Linked DNA regions of Mus musculus: region 2 is linked to region 1. The links are chromatin contacts, found by Hi-C or POLR2A ChIA-PET in ENCODE. All regions are on one chromosome and are shown on one strand. Each heading gives the region's core, a stretch centred on a gene start or an enhancer-like site at or near the end of the contact. The rest is flanking DNA. Distances are from core to core; before and after follow the strand shown.

Region 1 (4,176 bases), core at 248-2,747:
GCCCATAGGTTCTTCCAGAAGTGCTGTGGTTTATGAGCCCCAAGGGACTCAGCCAGCTTTGGCTCGTCTTCTTTCAACTCTTAAACCATTCCCCTTCCCTAATGCATGAAGCACCCCACAGTATCCTGAGGAGCCCACCGTAGGCCGGAGACTATGCCAGATACCGCCACCACGTAGTCCTGTCTGTCCTTGTTATCATCCAACCTTGTGTTCACCTTTATATGCTTGGGATGAGGGAAGACATGGGGACATTGGAGCCAGGATCTTGGGGTGGGGTTGACTTTTGTTCTGGGATAGCCCCATTCTGCAGATGGTGAAGACTTTGTAAGAAACAGAGCAGCAAGCGAATCTTCTTGTAAGGCCAAGCATCTCTTGAGGGGAGTAGGCAAATGGGCATTGTTGTTTTGGGAAGGAAGAGGAACTGGGTGAGCAGATAGGTACAGCAGGGGTAATTAGAATGCCCAACTGGTGGAAGCTCAGGAACGAGTTGTGTTGCCTTGACATCTAAATGACGGTGCCCCTAGCATCTGCCTCTGGGACACAAGTACGCGCCAGACCAAGAGCAAGTTGGACAGAAAGATCAAAGACCATGGAGATCCGTGGGCAAGCTCTTTCCTCTAACTGGTAACTGTTGAAGGTGTAGCTTAGAAGTGGAGCCCTTACCCAGCGCACCCAAGGTCCCACAGCTTCTGACACTAGCACAAGGAAGTGCAACGCACAAAACCAGCTCCAAGGAGGGAGTCACCCTGCTGACCGTAGAACATTCATGTGGAAGCATCCTGGCACTCAGTAGCTCCTAGTCCTTTATCTTGCTTGTTTAGAATGTCCAGCCACAGACACTAGCGATCTCTCTTTTGTTCTCCTAAACTCAGTATGTTTAGGACTGTTGTTGACACCTGAGGAGTTTGCCAAGTAAATTAGGCCGAAAGGCTCCGTCTTGGCTGGAAGCTTCTGTTCAGCCTCTCAGATCCCCTCAGGTAGGAATCCGATAGGTACCCTCTCATTGGAACCTGGAGAGTTCGGAGGCCTTTGACAGCCACCCTCCCTCCAGGAAGAGTGTGGGATGGCCTTTGCAGGGGAGAAAAACCCGGAGTTGGGGTAAGTTAGCTCACTCCAGTGTCCTGGGTTCTCCAAGGCAAAGAGACAGAGTGCTAGTATTTGGAATAGAACTCAGGTTTCAAGATGTCTCAGGCCCAGGATGACCGTGAGCTTTGAGAGCAGCCCATGGTGTTCTGTTTCTGCGGGACAGAATTGGGCACATTCCCCAAAGAACTTTGGTTAAATGTTTCCATCAGTCCCCGTTTCTCAATTCCAGTCTTCCAGATTGTTCTGAGTGGCTGATACACCTTGTGGGGAAGGGGCGGGGCTGCATTCTTCTGCCTCCACCGCCCCTGTCCTTTAGCCAAAGGCAGCAGCTTAGTCCTTGGAGCCGGTCACTAAGAAGGGCTCAGACTCTTTGGAGCCAGTGTGCAAGTTGGCAGTATCCTCTGAGCACCTGGCCAGAGCTCCTGGGGAGGGGTAGATGGGAGGTGCCACACTGCCCCTTGTGGACTGTGGTGCTCATAGCTTGTAGTCGCACTAGGCTGAAGGAATTCTGGGACCTTAGAGGAGTCTTCTGATCTATGCTCCTCCCATGTAGGGCCCTTAATCCCCCTCTTCTGTTTTCTTTTTCTATTCTGAGAGCTGGTTTAGGCTCATTAGAGTGCATGTTTAGACAAAGTTTCATGTAGGAGAGTTAATTCTCTGGTACCATGAGGTCCTAGGATGTGGTCTCTCCATAGCCACAGTACAGCACGTCAGTAGCCCTGCATCACTGGGAGCTTCCAGTGCAGCTAAGGTGGCATCAAGCAGCTAGGAAAACACTTGGACCACAGAAACAGTCAGCCTAGGGACCAGGGTTTGTGGCTGATCCTAGAGCACACTGAAATGTTGATGTGACAAGTCTTAATGCAGACTCTAGTAGCCAGAGGGTCTCAGTATCCTTCAGGGGTGAGGGGGTGTACCTTGGGAGGAACAAGAGTCAGATAGCACTGGTTTGGGGTCCATGCTATTATGGAGATGTATATGTACGGAAGCAGACACCAACAGCTGCCAGTTCTCCCTTCCAACTTGTGAGCCACTAAAGGCCACAGCAGACGGCAAGCCAGCATCAGAGCAGTGGTTGCTTTTGCTATGCCTCTGGTGACATATGGCACCAGTTCCCTCTTTGTCCCTGTTCAGCGTCTCTGGCCTGACAGCCTTGCCCCCTTCCCCTCTCTCTGTGATGAGCCTCGGTGCTGGACAAAGAAGAACCATGCTCTGAAAGTCACCAATTTTCTCTTTTAAAACTTTTCTCTCCTGGAGTGCTGTATTAGTATTGTAATTTGCTCTTGATACCACCTGAATCAGTTGTGATGAAAGGTTTTTCCTCCCTCCCCGTCTCCTCCCCTCCCCTCCCCGCCTCCCCGTCCCCCAGGTTTGCTCACAATAACACAGATGAGAAAAGATAGTTGTTCTGATATATAATGTTCGGAGTTGCTTAAATCCTTCATTTGTAATTCTCCCCAGCATTTCTCAGTAGAGCGAGGCTCCATCCCATCGTCAGGGCCTCTAATCCCCATGGAAAGCTAGTGAAGAATGTCAGAGAAATTCTGCATGCGCTCTGGAGGTGATGGGCAAGTGGAAGGCACCGTGGTATAAATTAATCCGTGTTATCCCTCCCCATGGTCATCTTCATGATGGCGTTGTGGTTTAGGGTGACCCCTCCTGGGCCCTTTAAGGTCAAGAAATCAAGAAGTGAGAACCTTATAGTACTTGACCTGATCAATACTCAGGATCCTCAAACAGATACCTAAGGGTTTGGATACCAGTGTTGGACAGGCACGAAGGGAAATCGTTCGGAGAGGTGTTACAAAGCTTGCAGCAGCTGAGTGATGCCCTGAGTGTATACTGTATGTATCTCAGCCCCATCCGTGGATGGGGGAATCCGCTGGGTTCTTCATCTCTGTTTTGGATATTTTTTGTTCACCTTCTACTTCTCATCAGTTTTCCAGTTTAGGGAGCAAAACTCAATTCTAATGCGATAGCTAGGACAGAAGGGTGGAGAAGTGAAGCCCCTCTTTTGGTTTCAGGAGAACTCCAGAAAAGCCCAGACTCTTGTTTTAGCTCTTGTCCCCCCCCCCAAATTCTAAGTGCCAGACTCGTCCTAGCTATGCCCCCCATCCCAGATTTCAAGTTCTGATTCTTGTCCCAGCTATGCCCCCAAATTCTAAGTGCCAACCAGAGGGCTTGAAGTACCATCTGGTACTTTGGAGTCCTGATAAATTACTGTCTTCCTCTCCTCCTCTGCCTGCAAAAAGTTTTAGGATTTGAGGGTGGGGTGGCCATTTGCACCTGTGAGGAAGGTGCAGGAATGACTGCATTATTCTAGGGCCTTCTGTTTGTCTCGTGTATGGTTATAGAGTTAATATGATCTGGTCATGTGGTTGGTGTGTAGGAAACAAAAAGGAAACTATGAATGAATGACTCCTCTGCCCTCACTTGCCACCCTGATTCCTTTACCCTCTGCTAGTAAGTGCAATGAAAATATCAATAAAGAGGCGGACGTGGCGAGCCCAGTGAGGAGGAGCATTTGCCAATGGACGGAGCTTGGCCAGTGCAGGACTGGGCAGATGGGTGCCAGCAGAACATGTCAAGACTCCTGTTTCCTTGTCCTCTGAGTCCTTGCAACCAGAACAGTTATTCAGGATCTGAGGCCACAGTCTGGAACTGACTGAAGCTCTGGCAGGAAGGAATGTGGTTTTCTCATCTGCCCGTTGTCATTTCTGAAACCTCTTCAGCTGTCCAAACTGTTTCACCCTTGGGAGTGTTTTCACGCCCTTTGCAGGTGGCATTAAAGTGAAGCCCGTGGAGTTACAAAAGTTTTCATCTCTTTTAAAATTGGTCTTTTAAAGAAAATGGGCTGTTTGCATGAGCCCGGGAGCTTACACTTGGGCCCAGGCCCATGAGTCTGCCAGAGTGCTCTTGGCCCCTGGGAATATATACCTCTAGTCACTCCCTGATGGGCAGCAAGCCTGAATTCACCAGCACTTTCGTCTTCATGACCACCCTTTGCAATAAGGCACTGAGGGTTATGGTAATACCCTTCATAGATGAGGAAATGAAGGTTCATAGTGCCCTCATAACAGAAGGGAATAG
Region 2 (4,106 bases), core at 562-3,061, 73 kb before region 1:
TCTTACTATGGCCTCTGTGCAGAGTGTGCTAAACTTCGGGTCTCTGTCACCATCTTTTACTGGCCCTTTCCCTTTTCCACCTTGCCTAAGGTGACAGCTGGTCCAGCTGTTTGTTTCAGGGGCATGGCTGCTATCAAAGGGGCTGAACTAAGGGGTCGCTTAACTATGTCATTGCTGTGAATGGCTTGGGTACACAGGACACACAGCTTTAAATAACTCAGACTGGAGGCTTCGCTACCCTTTTTGTTTTTTCCCCACTTTCCTCGAAGAAGATTTAACCCCCTCCCTCCTCCCCAAGTTAGAAATGCTGAGGCTTGTTTCTATCAAATGTGATCATGGAATGAAGCCTCCAGCACAGGACTCAGCAGACTTAGATGGCTGTCACTCCCCACTCGGTGGCTGTTTCTAGTGCCTTCTGTGGAGAGTGGCAAGGTAGGCAGTATTCCAAGGTCTCTGGGATGAGCCTGACCACAGGATGGCCTCTAGCAATATAGTGACAGACTTTGGTTCTAGCCTCAGTTTCCCTTCTGGGGAACCTGTTGACGGATTTGTGAAGGCTGGTAGATTGCTTTACAACCCATATGGTCTCTATTGTAGCTTCTGCTATTGTAGGGTGAAAACAACTGCAGCCCATATATAAACAGATGGCTGTGCTTGTGTTCCAATAAAACTTTATAAAAACAAACAAAGAGCCAGATTTGGCCTGTGTGTCTCATTGACCCCTGAACGGAATTATTTCCAAGGCTGGTCTTTAAGTGGAAAAAGTCCTGTAGAGAGTGTTTAAATAGAAGTAGATAGAATATAACCCGAGGTATTTATAGACTAACCAAACAATACATTGCTCACAGTAGCAAGCGTGGTATATAGTAAGCAAAACAGTTGTCACCACATTACAGTTTATTTCTGGGACTCGTGATGCAGGGATAGTGCGTCTTGATTGGAGACTGCATTCTTTATTTGGAAAAGGGCACTATTTATAAGCTAGAATTGTCGTCCTATGAGTAAGGCCCAGAAAAACTGAATAAGTTACTTTCAGTCTTCCTGTCCCAGGCGGGGTCTGAATGATCCAAACTCATGACGTTCAAACCTTCATCTTAAGATGGTTTTACGGTGTGTTGATGTTTCTGATTTACAGTTACATGTGTTTGGTGCTGAGCTCTTAAATACATTTTAAAATGTGCTTTCAAAGATGTCAAGTTAGACACATGGCATCTCCAGGATGGATGTGGATGGTGGGAAAGAAGTTGTCCAAGCTCACACAGCCAGGCTGGGTAGAGCCAGGATAGGCCCTTGTGGCACGAGCTAGGCTCTCTGTGCTCTTGATAAAACCCTGTCTGCTCCTTGGGCAGTCAGCAGACTCTCATGCACAGGGAACAGGGCTTATTCATTTGTCAAAACCCACTCATCTCCAGTAATTTATTTAACTGCCTTGGTTTTTTGGTGGACATTATCTGTGTTTGTGATTTCATACATAACAGCAATGATGTATATAGACCATTCCAAAAGCTGGCAGATGACTGATGCTCTGATATGCTGGAGCAGAACGACTCCAAAGAGCCTATCTCTTAACAAAGTGCCCTGGGCTGCAGAAGCCCTCCTCCTCCTCCTCCTTCTCCTCCTCCTCCTCCTCCTCCTCTTCTTCCTCCTCTCCCACTCCCCTTTGGGCCCCTTCTTCAAGTTTCATTCTCATACTTACATTCATGATAGAAATTTGATCAAAGAGGACTGGAAGCAGAGTTGACCCCTCTGCCTTGTGCTGGATGGAGAAGAAAGTTTCCCACTTCTCAGCTGCTCCCGGGGCGAGGCGCCAGGGCAGCTCCAGTGGCCAGCTCTGCTCCCCTCGGCTCCCTAGGTGATGCTGACTTCACAGTACTCCAGTGAGAGCCATGGAGGCTTCCAATTATACTTCACATGGCGAGCTGTGTAATTAGTTTGGAAGACTTATGCTTAGTCATTGGTTTATCCTAATCGGCTTTGGCTTTTCCCAACAACAAAGTGAGCTCATTTTGCTGAGCTGAACCGACTCTGCACCCTTTGTCTTGGTGTCCATTGTCTCTCTCCTTTCATTCTGTCTTACTGCCAGCGTTCTGTTTCATTAGGCCGGCAAGTCATTTCCAATCCAGTGGGCTGCTACAATCCAGCCTTTTATCACCCGCTGCCCTGGTTCCCATGTCCCCTCTGGGCCTGGGCCTGAGTCTGTGGCTTGATATGAGGGCCTTAACCCCTTCGTGGGCTAGCTGGTGGTGGTGATGGTGAGGGGCAAAGACAGCAAGGAAGGATAGGGTCTGGGAAGTTATAACTTCCTGGCTTCCAGGGAAGGGAGCTCTCTGGGAAGATCGTGGGTGGGTGGAGTGCTCTTAGCACCTTCTGTAGGAGCTGGGCTGTGTGAGGGGCTGAGAAAGTTAGCTAAGGCTCCAAAGAGTGATTGGTGTTTGAAAACTTCATAGGAAAAACAGTTGGAAACCAGAATGAACTGGCTTTTTCACATAGGAATCCCTCCTTTAGTCCACTGATGTGGGGGCTCTGGGAGTGCATATTTTGAGAGTGAAAACCTGGTGCCTGCTTTTTAGCCCCAGGCTGTAGTAGGTATATGGAGGTGTGGCTGTGGCCTCTGTTTGGATTCCTTTTGATTCAGAAAGTGTGAGGAAAGTCTTACCTAGAAGGAAAAACAAAACAAAACAAAACCCCTGGCATAAAGCCTTTGAAATTGGAAAAGCAAGGGATTTGTGAGAAATAAAGAGGCAAGTTACCATATTCCTGAAAGTGGACTGTGATCCTGGGATAGATTTTTTTTTTTTTATCACTTCCAAATGTGTGGCACAGATAAACAGCTCTGTACAGTGTGTGATTCTCTCAGAAGTAGCCTGGAAAACAAAAATCTGTGTGTGTCCTTTGTGGCTGTCTCTGCTCCCACGGGGCCTTCATCCTCTGAAGTGGTTTGCGCAGGTGGGCTGGCAGGAGGGAAGGGGGCCTCCTTGCTCATCTGCTTGGCATCTTCCAGAGCCCGGAGTGTTCCTTAGACTTGTAAGTGGGGCCAGGAAGACTCATTCCCTCAGTTCATGATCCTGAGATAGCCAGATGCAAAGCCAACCTTGTCCCCACGTCATTCCTGTCCTCTGTCTGGTTTGTGTTAATCCCTCCTTTCAGAAGCATATCTTATGGAGAAGAGGACAGGGGACAGGGGACAGCAAAGTGCTGCCTCATTTCCCACATTCCCCGTTTAGGCCCAGGTGGCAGACAGCATCACCACCAGTTAACAAGATCGCTATGCTGGCTGTAAATCCTCCCTGTGCTTGTGTCTTGTGTCTTCCTGCTCGCGTCAGCCTCCCAACCTTGTTTCTGCTCTGGCCAGTGGAGTTAGAAATAGATTCAGCTCCCTAGCCTCGCTTCTCCTAAATCTTCATGTTTTTGCTTCAAACAAGAATTCCTAAAATAGACAGAAGGTTTCCAGGAAGGCGTCCCATTTCCCTCTTAGTGTACAAAATATAGCCAGCTGTTAGGCAAAGGCATCAGACATTATTATTGTACCGTTAACAGTGTTTTAAAATATACAAATAGAAAAATATCCCCATGCCTTCTGGGTTCCAAGCTGGGCAAACTTTGAGATTATGTTAATCAAATGCCACGTTCATTTGCATACGAGGTATGCACTGGGCCTCACCCTTTGCTGCTTTCCTCTGTGGCCCTGCAGGGTTCAGCTTTAGTTCATTTGAAAGAAGGCAGGACCAGGGAGCTCCTGGCAGCAAAGGAGTTAAAGAGGCCTGTGGTGGGGATGGGAGCGAACGAACTGGAAGTACTTCCAGGGGGCTCACCTTCCCAGAGTCCTCCCGGAGGCCTCTGAAGAGGTCACTTACAAAGGAGTTGTTAGCATGAGAAAGGAAAGCTTTCTCTCCCAAGATGGTTTTCAGTGGGAACTGAAAAAGCACCAGAAATCATGGCCCAGGCTTGTGCCAGTGGGTGCAAGGGGTGGTTCTTCAGGGAGAGAAAGCACAGTTCATTTAGACTTGGCATAGACATCCGACCCGATTATTCTGTGGAGTGAGCATTGATATGGAGATTCTGCCCCACCCCCACCCCATCAATAGGACACCCATTACGTGGGTCAT

Evidence for each region. Hi-C counts contacts between places; a loop is a spot of excess contacts on that map. ChIA-PET counts read pairs that join two places held with the same protein, here RNA polymerase II (POLR2A).
Region 2: a map of T-helper 2 cell shows a loop between it and region 1 (2.4-fold over the local background). The contact joins two enhancer-like sites. A Hi-C loop is called at or near these places in 2 of 37 maps with a recorded cell type or tissue (T-helper 2 cell and v-Abl transformed pro-B cells). POLR2A ChIA-PET finds 5 or more read pairs at or near these places in 2 of 5 experiments (Patski and embryonic stem cell).

Annotation. Positions count from the first base shown.
Region 1 is chr11:88,510,105-88,514,280 of GRCm38, reverse strand. The region is part of intron 6 of Msi2 (musashi RNA-binding protein 2); the gene reads left to right. Among named protein-coding and RNA genes, the nearest start is that of 0610039H22Rik, 110 kb to the left of the region's middle. Within about 2 kb of position 1,497, at least 1 of the 3 ENCODE cell types and tissues checked has a DNase peak (open chromatin) inside an H3K27ac peak, as active enhancers do.
Region 2 is chr11:88,583,279-88,587,384 of GRCm38, reverse strand. The region is part of intron 6 of Msi2 (musashi RNA-binding protein 2); the gene reads left to right. Among named protein-coding and RNA genes, the nearest start is that of 0610039H22Rik, 34 kb to the left of the region's middle. Within about 2 kb of position 1,811, at least 3 of the 3 ENCODE cell types and tissues checked have a DNase peak (open chromatin) inside an H3K27ac peak, as active enhancers do.